Linked DNA regions of Homo sapiens: region 1 is linked to region 2. A link is an interaction called in ENCODE POLR2A ChIA-PET data of the cell type or tissue named here. Cell type or tissue: endothelial cell of umbilical vein. All regions are shown on one strand. Each heading gives the region's core, and the rest is flanking DNA. Links, peaks and the distances in the headings are about the cores only.

The links. Peaks named below come from ENCODE experiments on the same cell type or tissue, not always from the same donor. Only the 100,000 strongest peaks of a DNase experiment are listed, where the experiment ranks them.
Region 1: POLR2A ChIA-PET joins it to region 2 with 6 read pairs; 2 of 35 experiments call an interaction of 5 or more read pairs at or near these places.

Annotation. Positions count from the first base shown.
Region 1 is chr19:45,104,539-45,109,538 of GRCh38, forward strand. The region is part of intron 1 of PPP1R37 (protein phosphatase 1 regulatory subunit 37); the gene reads left to right. Among named protein-coding and RNA genes, the nearest start is that of PPP1R37, 14 kb to the left of the region's middle. RefSeq lists an enhancer at 667-1,256. In endothelial cell of umbilical vein, for the core only: no CTCF peak of the experiment used is centred there; no DNase peak of the experiment used is centred there.
Region 2 is chr19:45,267,611-45,278,520 of GRCh38, forward strand. It overlaps MARK4 (microtubule affinity regulating kinase 4), which reads left to right. Exons shown (of 17, transcript NM_001199867.2): 8 at 3,862-4,098; 9 at 10,313-10,432; 10 at 10,906-10,910. Among named protein-coding and RNA genes, the nearest start is that of MARK4, 22 kb to the left of the region's middle. In endothelial cell of umbilical vein, for the core only: no CTCF peak of the experiment used is centred there; a DNase peak (open chromatin) is centred at 5,531; H3K27ac peaks cover 699 bases.

The DNA.
Region 1 (5,000 bases), core at 1-5,000, 170 kb before region 2:
CTTTGCTGTCCCTGCCATGCCAGGTGGAGGGGCCTCCCAATGGCTCTCCTGCTCCCTCTCCAACCCGCTCCCCACCTAGCAGCCACAGCATTCTTGAAAAAGCAGACTTTGCTATTCCTGTTTCACATCACACTTGTGACCTCCCTGCTGCCTTTCCCTCTGATCTAGTGTCCCTGCAACAGGTTAGGAAGCCCAGGTATAACCTGGCTCTTGCCACCATCGCCGGCCACGACCGAGATCACCTTGCCATGCTCTTGCTGGGTTCAAGCCATCGTGGCTTCCTTTCAGTCCTAGAACACGCAGGCAGCTCCCCACATCCTGTCCTGGAAGACCGGCCCCACCTACGCACACAGGTGGCTCTCACTAATCTTTCAGGTGCCAGCAAACCCTTCCTTCCTGGCCCTCCTAATGGGCTCCCCGTCAGGTGGCCAGCGATCTGCTTATCTGCGGGCCTGCTGATACTCTTGCCCTGGACTGGAAGCATCACTAGGCAGTGGTGGGTTGGGTTTGGTGCCACTGTATTCCCCAGTGCCCCAGACCACGTGGCACTGGGCCTGGCTCTGGGCAGGAGCGCAATATGGCAGGTGGAGAAGGAAGTGGCATGCAATGCTGGGTCTTAGTCCTTGCCATGAGCAGCTCAGACAGTCCCTACCCTAGCATAGTCCCTGGTCCAGAAAAGGAAGTGGGCAGAGAGGAGGAGGAGCTTTAGGGAGGGGAGTACAAAGCCTGCCTCTGGTATCCCCCCGCCAGCCTGGTGAGAATGGCAGCGCAGGACTGGCAAACAGGCCCGTCTTTGCTGTTGACTTGCTGGGGGTCATAGGCCAGGATGCTTGCCCTCTCTGTGGGGCAGGATGGTGCCCGGGGTCCTTTCCCACTGCGCGTCAGTGTTTCCCATCTCTCCATGTAGGACACCGCACCATTTAGGGAGTGATTGGATCCCAGGACCTCCTCCCTGTCACGGGGTGGCAGGCAAGGTTCTGATAATTGATCTGCCGTGTACCTTTGTGGCAGGTGACCTAATTCCCCATTCCCTGTGACCCATGTGTCACAGGTGTCAGGGGCGACCGGCCACCCAGCCAAGCTTCCATGACTCCGTTCTCACTCTGTGTTCTGTAATCCCCTTCTGTCACGGGCTTGGGATCCTTGATTCCCGGCCCGGTTCTGCCTACTATGATCACAATGAACAGTCAGTGTTCCGTTTCCCTGGAGGGCTGCCTTCCTTGCTGTGCCTGGACCTGTGTTCCCTGCTGGACAAGTCCCAGGGGGTCAGGCCCGGGGCTTTCTCGGTCCCTGCTGTGTCTCCTGCACAGCTCCAGGCACAGAGCAGGTGTTCAGTAAATGTTGTTCCATTAAAATGGAGTTGGGGCTGTTGCTGGCAGAGCCCAGGGACAGCGCCCTCATGGAGCCTGGCTTAGAGTGCCCAAGTCTGACAGTGGCCTGATCCTGTCTGGTCCTGGGGTGGAGCAGACACCAACAGGCGGGGCCATCTGACTGAATGTCCTCCCACCAGCTGTTAGGTCCAGGTGTTTGTGCTTACTGCCTTCCAGTGCAGTCAAAAGAATCCAGGGCTGGCACCAGCCCCTTCCTCATCTCAGGGGTAGAGGGGTAACCAGAGAGGGGCGGCACTTACCCAAGGATGCCCTGGCACTTGGGTCCAGGCTCCTGCTGCTCTCCTCGGCCACCCCTCCAGCTGTTTTGTTTTTGTTTTTGTTTTTTTTTTGAGATGGAGTTTCGCTCTTGTTGCCCAGGCTGGAGTACAGTGGCAGGATCTTGGCTTACTGAAACCTTTGCCTCCCAAGTTTAAGCGATTCTCCTGCCTCAGCCTCCCAAGTAGCTGGGATTATAGGCATGCGCCACCATGCCCAGCTAATTTTTTTGTATTTTTAGTAGAGACAGGGTTTCACCATGTTGGCTGGGCTGATCTCGAACTCCTGACCTCAAATGATCCACCCGCCTCGGCCTCCCAAAGCTCTGGGATTACAGGCGTGAGCCGCCGCGCCTGGCCTGTTTGTTTTGAGATGAGGTCTTCCTCTGTCGCCCAGGCTGGAGTGCAGTAGTGCAATCCTAGCTCACTGCAGCCTCCACCTCCCAGGCTCAAGTGATCCTCTTGCCTCAGCCTCCAGATTAGCTAGAACCACAGGCACAAGCCACCATGCCTGGCTGATTTTCTTATTTTTAATTGTTTTGTAGAGATGGATTTGCACCGGGTTGCTCAGGCTTCGTTGTGCTTTTGATTTGCATTTCCTTATGGCTAATGATGTTGAGCATCTTTTTTTTTTTTTTTTTTTTTTTTTTTGAGATGGAGTCTCGCTCTGTCACCCAGGCTGGAGTGCAGTGGCGTGATCTCGGCTCACTGCACGCTCCGCCTCCCAGGTTCACGCCATTCTCCTGCCTCAGCCTCCCAAGTTGCTGAGACTACAGGCGCCCGCCACCATGCCCGGCTAATTTTTTGTGTTTTTAGTAGAGACGGGATTTCACCATGTTAGCCAGGATGGTCTCAATCTCCTGAACTCGTGATCCGCCCACCTTGGCCTCCCAAAGTGCTGGGATTAGAGGCATGAGCCACCGTGCCCAGCTGATGTTGAGCATCTTTTTATGTGCTTGCTGAACACTTGTGTATCTTCTTTGGAGAAATGTCTTTTTAGTTCTTTTGCCCATTTTTAAATTGAGCCAGCCGGGCACAGTGATTCATGCCTATAATCCCAGCACTTTGGGAGGCCGAAGAGTTCGCGACCAGCCTGGGCAACATAGCAAGACCCAGTCTCTATTAAAAAAAAGGGGAGCCAGGCGCAGTGGCTCACAATTGTAATCCCAGCACTTTGGGAAGCCAAGGTGGGCAGATCATTTGAGCCCAGGAGTTCGAGACCAGCCTGGACGACATGGTGAGACCCCATCTCTATAAAAAAATGTAAAAAATTAACCAAGCCTGGTGGCTCATGCCTGTAGTCCCAGCTACCTGGGAGGCTAATGTGGGAGGATTGCTTGAGCCCAGGAGGTCGAGGCTGCAATGAGCTGTGGTCTTGCCATTGGACTCCAGCCTAGGTGAGACTCTGTCTCAAAAATAAATAAAAAATAAGTAAATGAATTGTTTGTCCCTTCATTATTGAGTTGTGAGAGTTCTATATACGTGTATCCCGGATGCAGGACTTCTCAGCTGAGCGATTTGCACCACCTGGGATGTTTTCAGCGTGTAATGCCAGTGCATTTCCTTCCCGTCTCTTCTCTCTGGCTAGATTCACAGCCACCGCTAGATAAAAATAAAGCTGTGAGGATACTGTAGATACAGTTGAATATCCTGCTTCTGCACTTCATTTTTCCGTTTTTTTAGAAAGCATGATTTAAAGTACATCACTGGGCTGTTGTAATTCATTCTAGCCATTTCCGCATTGCTGAGCGTTTAGGTCCTTTCCAGTTTTCAGTTGCATAGATAATGCAGTGATGTTCGTCCTTGTCCATAAATCTTCATGCTCATCACACGGGTAGCCTTCTTAGAAAAAATTCTTAGAAGGTGATTTTACCAGGTCAAAGGGAAGGAACATTGGAAGTCTCAGATACTGGCTGTGCCCACATTGGACAGTGAGTGTTGAGGGCTAGGGTTCTGTCGTCATAGTCACCACTGTAGCTTTAGATTTTTTTCTGAGAGAGGGTCTCTCTCTTTTTTTCTGCTTTTGAGGTTTAAACCATGGCCAGAGACAGGGTCTCGATCTGTCCCTCAAGCTGGAGTGCAGTGGCGTGATCTTGGCTGACTGCAAACTCCACCTCCTAGGCTCAAGCCATTCTCCTGCCTTAGCCTCCCGAGTAGCTGGGATTATAGGCGCGCACCACCACGCCCGGCTAATTTTCGTATTTTTAGTAGAGACGGGGTTTCACTGTTGGCCAGGCTGGTCTCAAACTCCTGATCTCAGGTGATCTGCCTGCCTCAGCATCCCAAAGTGCTGGAATTGCAGGCGTGAGTCACTGCACCTGACCAGATTTTTTTTTTAATGATTGAATGAATAGTATTTGCATGTGGGTGCCTTGATGTTAAGATGGTGTCTTGTTTTAGCGAGCGTTCTTTTGACTACTAGTTAACTTCGGTTTTGTTTGTTTGTTTTGTATTTTTGTGGGTTTTTTTTTTTTTTTAATGGAGTTTCACTCTTGTTGCCCAGGCTGGAGTGCAATGGCGCGATCTCAGGTCATCACAACTTCCGCCTCCCAGGTTCAAGCGATTCTCCTGCCACAGCCTCCCGAGTAGCTGGGATTACAGGCATGCACCACCACACCCGGCTAATTTTGTATGTTTTGTAGAGACAGGATTTCTCCATGTTGGTCAGGCTGGTCTGTAACTCCCGACCTCAGGTGATCCACGCGCCTTGGCCTCCCAAAGTCTGGGATGACAGGCGTGAACTACCGTGCCTGGTCTTTTTTGTTTTTTGTAGAGATGAGGTCTCGCTATGTTGCCCAGGATGGTCTCGAACTCCTGGCCTCAAGTGATCCTCCTGTCTTGGCCTCCCAAAGTGCTGGGATTACAGGCATGAGCCACTGCGCCCGACCTAACCTGTTTATTGTTAACATGTTACATGGTTCTGGGAATTGGTTCTTCATGCCCTTTGCCTATTTTTATTTTGGGACCTTTATAAGGACTCCTCTATTGAAGATAGATGTAATTTTATTGTGCAGATATATTTGTCCTCATTTATCATTTGCCTTGCAGGAAAGGTGGGGGACAGGGGTGCAGGACACTAAAGAGAAGCACTTTCTCCTCTGCTATTTCACCGAGTCATCATAGCAAAGCCCCATCTCAGTGTGAACAGCTTGGGATGGAGAAACACAGGGCTGGGGCCCTCAGAGAGGGCAGAGGAGGCAGTGGCAGCCCAGGCCTTGGAGGCCCTGCAGTGTAGGAGAGAGGGTGCTTTAGTGGAGGCCCGGCCTGGGAAAAGGGTTAGCAGGTTACAGAGGGTCCACTGTAACCACAACTCCAGCCCCATTTGCTGAGCACCAGGCTGAGTGACTCGGTGAAC
Region 2 (10,910 bases), core at 2,963-7,962:
GGCATCCTAAGTGCTTTAAGGAAGTGCTTCTGGAACTATCTGTGAGGAAGGACTGGGTTGGTTTTGTTGTTTTGTTTTGTTTTTTTGTTGCCCATACTGAAGTGTGATGTTTCCATCACAGCTCACTGTAGCCTCAACCTCTTGGGCTCAAATAGTTCTCTCACCTCAGCCTCCTGGGTAGCTGGAACCACAGGTGTGAGCCACAAAGCCTGGCTAATTTTTGAGTTTTTTGTAGACAAGGGATCTCACTCTGTTGTCCAGGCTGGTCTCGAACTCCTGGGCTCAAGAGATTCTCCTGCCTCAGCCTTCTGAGTTGCTGGGATTACAGGTGGGCACCACCATGCCCAGCTAATTTTTGTATTTTTAGTAGAGACGGGGTTTCACCACGTTGGCCAGGCTGGTCTCAATCTCCTGACCTTGGGTGATCTGCCCGCCTTGGCCTCCCAAAGTGCTGGGATTACAGGTGTGAGCCACTGTGCCCAGCCACAAACCCCATTTTAAAAGCTATTATTAGATTCTAAAGAAATTCCACAGTCAAATTCCTATGGAGGACCAGGCGCAGTCTCACACCTATAATCCCAGCACTTTGGGAGGCTGTGGTGGGAGGATTGCTTGAGCCCAGAAGTTCGAGAACAGCCTGGGCAACACACCCAAGACCTGATCTCTACAAAAAATAATTGTAAAAAATTAGCTTGGCTGGACGCGGTGGCTCTCACCTGTCCCAGCACTTTGGGAGGCCTAGGCAGGCAGATCACTGGAGGCCAGGAGTTCAAGACCAACCTGGGCAACACGGTGAAACTCCATCTCTACTAAAAATACAAAAATTAGGTGGTCGTTGTGGCGCGTGCCTATAATTCCAGCTGCTTGAGAGGCTGAGACATGAGAATTGCTTGAACCTGGGAGGTGGAGGTTGCAGTGTGCCAAGATCGCGCCAGTGCACTCCAGCCTGGACAACAGAGCAAGACTCCATCTCAAAAAAAAAAAAAAGAAAAAAAATTAGCTTGTATGCCTGTGGTCTCAGCTACTCAGGAGGCTGAGGCAGGAGGATCCCTTGAGCCCAGGAGGTTGAGGCTGCAGTGAGCCATGATCATGCCACTGCATTCCAACCTGGGTAACAGAGCAAAACCCTGTCTCTAAAAACAACAACAAAAAATACAAAAGCAGAAAGTGCATCTGAAAAAAAGAAAAATAATACAAAATGAAAACAAAAAACAAATTGCTATAGAGGTTCAAGTGCTAACCCTCTCTTCACTTCCTTCCACTGGGCTAGGGTGTCCCTCCACACGGCCCTGGAGGCAGCACCTTAGAGGCTTCCATGATTCACCTGGAGGTCGTATGTCCCCTGGTGGAGGGTCCCCAAAGCAGCTAACACGAGTTTTGGGGTCGTATTAGTACACCAGGGGTACCAACCAAGGGGACCAACCCATGTGACTTTGGGGCTGGATTGCGGAGCCTCAAATGGCAGGAAAAGAAATGTAATCCCTGGCCTGGCGTGACGGCTCACACCTGTAATCTCAGCACTTTTTGGGAGGCCGAGGTGGGCGGATCACCTGAGGTCAGGAGTTCGAGACCAGCCTGGCCAACATGGCAAGACCTCGTCTCTACTAAAAATAAAAAAAATAGCCAGGTGTGGTTGTGGGCGCCTGTAGTCCCAGGTACTCGGGAGGCTGAGGCTGGAGAATCGCTTGAACCCAGGAGGAAGAGGTTACAGTGAGCCGAGATCGTGCCACTGCACTCCAACCTGGGTGACAGAGTGAGACTCCATCTCAAAAATAAAAAATAAGAAAAAGTAAGCCCCGAGCAAGCCAGATGCTATTACATTCAGGTTTAGGGAGGAGCTCTGTGGTGTGTCTTTGTAGGGTTTGGGCCTTTATTGGGGCAGGAGCTGGGGAAGAGTGGTCCAGAAATAAACCAGGAGACATAGGGAGACCTGGGAGGAAGCCAGGGATGCTGGTGACCTGGGCGAGGGAAGGACCGCAGTTGGGATGGGCCAGACGCGGGTGACATTTTGAAAGGTGGAGGTGTGCCTCTGTTTGTAGTCAGAAGGCTGGAGGCTTCTTCCTCCGCGCACTGTGGAAACGGGTGGCCTTGTTTAGATTCTAGTTGTGCTGCTTTCTTGCAATGGGCATGAGTTGTGGCCTCCCACAGCTTCTGTTTCCTCCCCTGTGAAATGGCAATTGCAAGACCGCATGCCGCAAAAAAATAGACAAAACTTTATAACAATACAAAACGTTTATTTATTTATTTATTCACTTATTTTTGAGATGGAGTCTCGCTGTGTTGCCCAGGCTGGAGTACAGTGATGCAGTTTCAGCTCACGCGATTCCTTGCCTCAGCCTCCCAAGTTGCTGGGATTACAGGCACCCGCCACCACGCCTGGCTAATTTTTGTATTTTCAGTAGAGACAGGGTTTTACCATGTTGCCCAAGCTAGTCTCGAACTCCTGACCTCAGGAGATCTGCCTGCCTTGGCCTCCCAAAGTGCTGAGATTACAGGCGTGAGCTACCGCGCCCGGCCATGAAATGTTTACTGATCACTGACTGTGCTCTAGGGGCCGCTGTGAGCACTTTACGCTTAAACCCACAACCACGCTTGAGGCAGGTGTCGAGATCACCCTCAGTTTACATACAAGGAAACTGAGGCACAGAGAGGTCTGGTAACCCACCTAAAGTTCACACAGCGAGTGAGTGGTGGAGCTGGGATTTGCAGCTGGAATTCTCCGAGAGTCTGTCGTTTCACCTTCACGTTATGCAGACAGACACTGTTATAATTGATAGTCCACAGAGCCCAGTGCATGGTAGATATGCAACCAGGATTAAATTATTGCTTTCGTTTTCCTGGGTCTTGAGCAATCAGGCCTTATTTTGTTTCTGCTGGGTAACTTGAGGCTCCAAGAGGGGCAGGAGATTACCTGAAGACCCCTAGATCTGCAGACCACATGGGGTAATAGTGATATTACATAGTACTCGCTGGGTATGAAATACTGTTCTAGCTTTTCTTTTTTTTTGAGACAAGTTCTCACTCTGTTGCTCAGGCTGGAGTGCAGTGGCACAGTCTCAGCTCAGTGCAACCTCTGCCTCCCAGGTTCAAGCAATTTTTGTGCCTCAGCCTCCTGAGTACCTGGGACTACTGGCGCACACCACCATGCCCGGCTAATTTTTATCTTTATGTTTTTTTGAGACGGAGTTTCGCTCTTGTTGCCCAGGCTGGAGTGCAATGGCATGATCTCGGCTCACCGCAACCTCCACCTCCTGGGTTCAAGCAATTCTCCTGCCTCAGCCTCCCGAGTAGCTGGGATTATAGGCATGTGCCACCACGCCCAGCTAATTTTGTATTTTTAGTAGAGACGGGGTTTCTCCATGTTGGTCAGGCTGGTCTTGAACTCCCAACCTCAGGTGATCTGCCCACCTCGGCTTCCCAAAGTTCTGCGATTACAGGCGTGAGCCACGGTGCCCAGCCCAATTTTTGTATTTTTAGTAGAGATGGGGATTCACCATGTTGGCCAGGCCGATCTTGAACTCCTGACCTCAGGTGATCCACCTGCCTTGGCCTCCCAAAGTGCTGGTATTATAGGCGTGAGCCACTATGTCTGGCCTGTGCTAGGTTTTCTATGTGGATTAACTCATAATTCTCAAACTACGCTATGAAATAGGAACTAAGATTATCCCCATTCTATGGATGAGGAAACTGAGGCTCAGTGAGGTAAAGTTACTACCTAAGGTCAGGTAGAGAGTAAAGGACAGGCCCAAGAGTTGATCCCTGTGGGCCAGCCCTAGAGCCTGTGCTCCTGTCTGCCTCCCACGTCCATGAAAGGCTTTGGCCTTGAGTCCCACTTTCCGCCCTCTCCTTCTCTCCCTGCAGGCTGAGAACCTCTTGCTGGATGCCGAGGCCAACATCAAGATTGCTGACTTTGGCTTCAGCAACGAGTTCACGCTGGGATCGAAGCTGGACACGTTCTGCGGGAGCCCCCCATATGCCGCCCCGGAGCTGTTTCAGGGCAAGAAGTACGACGGGCCGGAGGTGGACATCTGGAGCCTGGGAGTCATCCTGTACACCCTCGTCAGCGGCTCCCTGCCCTTCGACGGGCACAACCTCAAGGTACCGAGAGGGGCTGGGTGCAGGGGCATCAGCCCCTCCCCACAGTCAGGCCCCTATCCCCCCCACACCTCCCCTGCAGAGGGCCTCAGTGGTGGGACTGGCCTGAGTTCTCATGGGAAGATGGGGGATGGGCAGGATTCAAGTCCCCTCTGCAGTGAGGCCAGCCGAATGGACTGTGCCATGCTGGGGTTAAGGGCATGATCTTTGCAGCTGATAGGCTTGAGTTCAAATCCTGACTCATCCGTTCACTGAGCTAATATTTATGGCCCACTTCTCTGTGTCAGGCTCTGTTTTGGGCTTTGCATGTAAGGCGAGAACAAGAGAGGCAAAAACTCCTGCTTGGCCGGGTGCGGTGGCTCATGCCTATAATCCCAGCACTTTGGGAGGCGGAGGCGGGAGGCTCACTTGAGCCTGGGAGTTCAAGACCAGCCTGGGCAACATAGGGAGACGCTGTCTCTACAAAAAATACAAAAATTAACCGGGCATAATGGCGCACGCCTGTAGTCCCAGCTACTTGGGAGGCTGACGCGGGAGGATCACTTGAACCTGGGAGATCAAGACTGCAGTGAGCTGAGATCGTGCCACTGCACTCCAACCTGGGTGACAGAGGGAGACCCTGTCTCCAAAAAGAAATTAAAAAACAAACCCTGCCCTCGTATATGCTACGCTGTGGGTGAACCTTGAAAACATTGTGCTAAGTGACAGAAGCCAGTCACATAAGGCCACAGAATGTATGATTCCATTAATGTGAAATGTCCAGAATAGGCAAATCCATAGAGACAGAAAGTGGATTACTGGTTGCCTGAGGCTGGGGGGGAGGAGCAAGTTGGAGGTTGATTGCTAAAGGGTACTGAATTTCTTTTGAGGTGATGAAAAATGTTCTAAAATTCAATGTAGTGGCCGGCCTGATGGCTCACACCTATATTCCCAGCACTTTGGGAGGCCGAGGCAGGCAGATCACCTGAGGTCAGGAGTTCGAGACCAGCCTGGCCAACATGGTGAAACCCTGTCTTTACTAAAAATACAAAAATTAACCGGGTGTGGTGGCAGGCACCTGTAATCCCAGCTACTGGAGAGGCTGAGGCAGGAGAATCGCTTGAACCTGGGAGGCAGAGGTTGCAGTGAGTCAAGATTGTGCCACTGCACTCCAGCCTGGGCGACAGAGCGAGACTCTGTCTCAAAAAATAAATAAATAAAATTGAATGTAGTAATGATTGTGCAACTCCGTGCATATACTAAAAGCCATCGAATTGTGCACTTCGCTTCAAACAAAACAGTTCCTGTCTTCCCAGACTAACATTCCTACTGGGGCCAGGCAGCTAACAAAACAATAAGCAAACTAGATATGATATCAGATGCTGGCCTGTGCTATGCTGGGGGGAATACTGTAAGGGGATGGGAGGTGTGGGCTGAGTTGTTGCTTGCTTTTTTTTTTTCCCCCTTTGAACTTTTTATTTTGAACGATTGCCAATCTACGGAAAAGTTGCAACAGTAGAGCAAATAACACATGGTATGTTTCAGGAGCTTCACAATCGCTGGCCTGTGTCCACATTTGCTCTATCTGTCTGTATTTGCACATGATCTTTGCTGCCCTCATCGGCATTGATGGCGCATTTGACAGTTAGTTGCAGACGCTGTGTCCTTTTATCCCTAAAGGCGAGAGCGGGTTATCTCCTGAGACCAGGGGCGTTTTCCTGTTGACGGTGACATACAGGAAATACAGCAGTGGTATAATCCTGGCCTCTACGCCATGGCCCATACTCAGATTTCATCCATCATCCCAGGAATATCTTTGGCAGCTATTTTTTTTTCCCAGTCGGGGATCCACTCGGGTCCCTGCGTTGCATTTAGCTGCGCCATCTCTTGTGTCTCCTTTCATCCGGAACAGTTCTCAGCCTCTCTTTTGTCTTTCATGACATTGACATTATCGATTAGTTCAGGCCAGTTAATTTTGCAGAACGTCCCTCAATTTGGGTTGCCTGGTGTTTCCTCTCGATTGGAATCGGGGGTGCATTGGGGCAGGAATTCTGCAGCTGGGACGCTCTGTCCTGCTCTGCGTTGCCCGTGAGGAGCACGTACTGTGATATGAAATTGTAAAGTCAGGGAAATACTTGCAGAGGACAGACCATCAAAGCGGAACCCTGAGTGATGAAGAGGAGGGAGTCCCTTCTTCACAGTGGCCTTGGCCAAATAGCCAACCCCTCTAAGCCTCAGTCTCACCTGCTGTTCAATGAAGATCATAAAGGTACCAACCCTGTGGGCCGGGCGTGGTGGCTCACGCCTGTAATCCCAGCACTTTGGGAGGCCGAGGCGGGCGGATCACGAGGTCAGGAGAGCGAGACCATCCTGGCTAACACACTGAAACCCCGTCTCTTCTAAAAATACAAAAAATTAGCCGGGCGTGGTGGCAGGCGCCTGTAGTCCCAGCCACTCGGGTGGCTGAGGCAGGAGAATGGCATGAACCTGGGAGGTGGAGCTTGGAGTGAGCGGAGATCTCGCCACTGTACTCCAGCCTGGGCAACAGAGCGAGACTCCATCTCAAAACAAACAAACAAAAAAGATGATACCAACCTTGTGGCAGTGATTTTTAAGGACTGGCTGAGATCAGGGATGCAAAGTGCTCATTCAAGACAGCCTTCTGGCCGGGCACGGTGGCTCAGGCCTGTAATCTCAGCACTTTGGGAGGCTGAGGTGGGCAGTTCACCTGAGGTCAGGAGTTCAAGACCAGCCTGGCCAACATGGTAAAACCCCGTCTCTACCAAAAACACAAAAATTAGCTGTGCCTGGTGGCATGCGCCTGTAATCCCTGCTACTCGGGAGGCTGAGACAGGAGAATTGCTTGAACCAGGGAGGCAGAGGTTGTAGTGAGCCGAGATCACACCACTGCACTCCAGCCTGGATGACAGAGCAAGACTCTGTCTCAAAAAAACAAAACAAAACAAACAAACAAAACAGGCTCTGACACTCCGGCCATAGCTGAAGTCTGGGGTGGGGAGGTGTTGTCACAGAATAATTTTTCTGAGCCTCAAGCATGAAGCTAAGAGACCTTTTTGAAGGGCCAGGCCAGTGTCTTACCTGCCCCAGGTCCTTGTCACTTTCTGCCATCCTGGTGTCCCCACCAGGCACCCCAGGCCTTGCTGTGCAAAGGAGGCACACAGCTGAGAAGAGGCAGGTTCTAGCTCTGTCATTTCCTTTCTGAGTGACCTTGGACATGTCCTTTTCTGAACCTCAGTTTCCCCACCTGTAAGATGAAGACACTAAGAGTATTCAGGACAGGTGTCGTGGCTCATGCCTGTAATCCCAGCACCTTGGGTGGCCGAGGCGGGCAGATCACTGGAGGTCAAGAGTTTGAGACCAGCCTGGCCAACATGGTGAAACCCCGTCTCTACTAAAAATACAAAAAGTAGCCAGGCGTGGCGGCACGTGCCTGTAGTCCCAGCTACTTGGGAGACTGATCCAGGAGAATCACTTGAACCTGGGAGGCAGAGGCTCCAGTGAGCCGAGATTGCGCCCCTGCACTCCAGCCTGGACGACAGAGCAAGACTCCATCTCAAAAAAATAAAAAGAGTTTGACACCAGCCTGGGCAACATTTCAAGACCACATCTCTACAAAAAATATTTTTTAAATTAGCCTGGCATTGTGGTGCATGCCTGTAGTCCCAGCTACTTGGGATGCTGAGGTGGGAGAATTGCTTGAGCCCAGGAGTTCCAGGCTACAGCGAACTATGATCACGCCACTGCACTCCAGCTTCGGTGACAGAACAAGAGCCTGTCTCTTTAAAAAAAAAAAAAGCATCTGCTTGCAGCCCGTCTGCATATGTTAAGCCCTTCACTGGAGCTTGGCATCTGGCCACAGCATCATGCTTGGGAGCTGCGCTGGAGGTGGCAGTGGTGGCCTGATGGTTTCTTCTCCCCCATCACGTGATAGGCAGTGTGGCATGGTGGTCACACAGCACAGGCTCCAGAGCCAAGGCTCTGCCACTTTCTGGCTGTGCAATCCTGGGGCAAGTGACCAAACCCCTCCAGGCCTCAACCTCCTCGTCTGGAAAGTGGGCGTTATAACCGGGCTTCGCGGCGTTGTGAAAATGGATGTAATATGCATAAAGCACTTAGAACACTGCCTGCTAAGGGGTAAGTGTCCTGAAAGTGATCCAAATTAAATATTAATAGCCCTTTATGATCTGCAGAGGCTCCCCAGGCATGGGCATCTTTCAGCCCTTTTAGGAGAATGCTGCAGCAGAGGACTCTGTCCTAAAGGAGTCCTGTTCACCCCCAACGCTCAATTCATTCCTACCTGTTTTCTGCCTCCCTTCGTTTTTTTTGTTGTCTGTTTGTTTTTTGAGACAAGGTCTCAGTCACCCAGGCTGGAGGGCAGTGGTGCAGTCACAGCTCACTGCAGCCTCAACCTCCCGGGCTCAAGCAATCCTCCTGCTTCAGCCTCCTGAGTAGCTGGGACCACAGGCATGTGCCACCACACCTGGCTAATTTTTGTATTTTTTGTAGAGACAGAGTCTCGCTGTGTTGCCCAGGCTGGTCTCAAACTCACGGGCTCAAGCGGTCTTCCCACCTTGGCCTCCCGAAGTGCTGGGATTATAGACATAAGCCACCACGCCTGGCCTATTGCGGTTTTTTATTCAGATGGAAAGAGCTCCCCCTGGTCTGCCAAGCTATGGATTTATCTTATTTTTCACAGCTTTGGTAGGGCCTCTCATAAAAGGCCCTTAAAGAGAAAGCCAGCAGATAAATCCATGAATGGCCTTGAGGAGTGTGTCTCTTTGGACAGCAGGCATGGCTGGGGGAGGGGAGAGACGAGAAGGCAGGAGAGGCAGTAGGGTCTCCTTCCCCTTGAGTGAATCTCATATTTACATACCGCTCTCTGGCTCTGGGCCAGGCATGTGGTAAGCATTTTACAGATTTTTTTTTTTTTTTTTTTTTGAGATGGAGTCTTGCTCTGCCGCCCAGGCTGGAGTGCAGTGGCGCAGTCTCGGCTCACTGCAACCTCCGCCTCCTGGGTTCAAGTGATTCTCCTGCCTCAGCCTCCCGCGTAGCTGGGATTACAGGGGTCTGCTACCACACCCAGCTAATTTTTGTATTTTTTTTTTTTTTAGTAGAGATGGGGTTTCGCCATGTTGGCCTGGCTGGTTTCGATCTCCTGACCTCAGGCGATCTGCCTGCCTCACCCTCCCAAAGTGCTGGAATTACAGGCGTGAGCCACCGCGCCCAGCCACATTTTTACGGATATTAACTCACCTGTACCCTGGTAGCAAGCATGTGAAGTGGGTCCTGTAATCCCTTTCACGGATAAGGAGACCGAGGCCCCAGTGGCTGACTCACTTACCTACCTCCCTCTTACCTGACTTAGAGAATAAACTTCCTTTTTTTTCTGAGACAGAATCTCGCCCTGTCACCCAGGCTGGAGTGCAGTGGCGTGATCTCAACTCACTGCAACCTCCACCTCCTAAGAGTTTAAGTGATTCTCGTGCCTCAGCCTCCCAAGTAGCTAGGACTACAGGCAGCCACCACCACACCCAGCTAATTTTTGTATTTTTAGTGGAGATGGGGTTTCACCATGTTAGCCAGGCTGGTCTCGAACTCCTGACCTCAGGCGATCTGCCTGTCTCGGCCTCCCAAAGTGCTGGGATTACAGGTGTGAGCCACCGTGCCTGGCCAGATAATAAACTTTCTCTGCAAGTTTTCCTCTGAATGAAAAGTTATGTAGCTTAAATTTTTTTTTTTTTTTTTTTGTAGAGACAGGCTGGTTGTTCAGGCTGGTCTTGAACTCCTGGGTTCAAGCTATCCTCCTCCCTCGGCCTCCCAACGTGTTTGGATTACAGGTGTGCACCACCATGCTCAGGTCATTTTTTATTTTTTGTAGAGATGAGGTCTCCCTGTGTTGCCCAGGCTGTTCTTGAACTCCTGGGCTCAAGCGATCCTCCGGTCTTGGCCTCTACGCCTGGCCAAGAATTTTTTTTTTTAAATTGCAGCGTCCATATGATGTTCCCATTTTATGGACAGGGAACTGAGGTCAGGAGAAAGGAATGGGGTTTTGCTTACCTCGTCAAGGACTGGGACTCAGAGCTTCTGTCACTTCTATCAAAGGGGTTGGGACAAAGGTTGTGTGTGTGTGTGTGTGTGTGTGTGTGTGTGTGTGTGTGTGTGTGTAATAGGTGGGGGGCGGGGCAGACCCCCTCCTCCAGTAACCCCATCCCTGCAGGAGCTGCGGGAGCGAGTACTCAGAGGGAAGTACCGGGTCCCTTTCTACATGTCAACAGACTGTGAGAGCATCCTGCGGAGATTTTTGGTGCTGAACCCAGCTAAACGCTGTACTCTCGAGGTGAGCCCAGCCTCACAGCCAGCGGGAGCCCTTCTAGTCTCCTGACTCCCCTAAACTCTGCCTGCCCCCACCCACAAAAGCCTTCTTGACACACTTTTCCTCTCCTGTGCCCACCGAAGATCTGCTGCTGGTGAGTGGGGGTAGACAGGCCGTCCAGGGAAAAGCTCCCAGGCCTGTCCTGACGCCACCCCCCCGACAGGCTCACCCACTCCCTGCCTTGCCAGTAATTAGCTAATGAGCTCCTAGGATGATTACAGGGTGCCAGGGACCCAGATGATGCGGAGGAGGGAGGGTGGCATCAGGAGGCTCCGGCAGGGGACGTGGGGGAGAGAGAGGCCCAGGAGGCGCTATCTCTTAGGAAGCCCGCAATTCTGGGTGTTAGGCCTCGGAGGTTTGGGGCAGGGCAGAAGCTGTATGATTTCTGGTTCCTTCTGACACCTGTCTTCCCCCTTCCCTGCTCCTGATGCCTGCAGCAAAT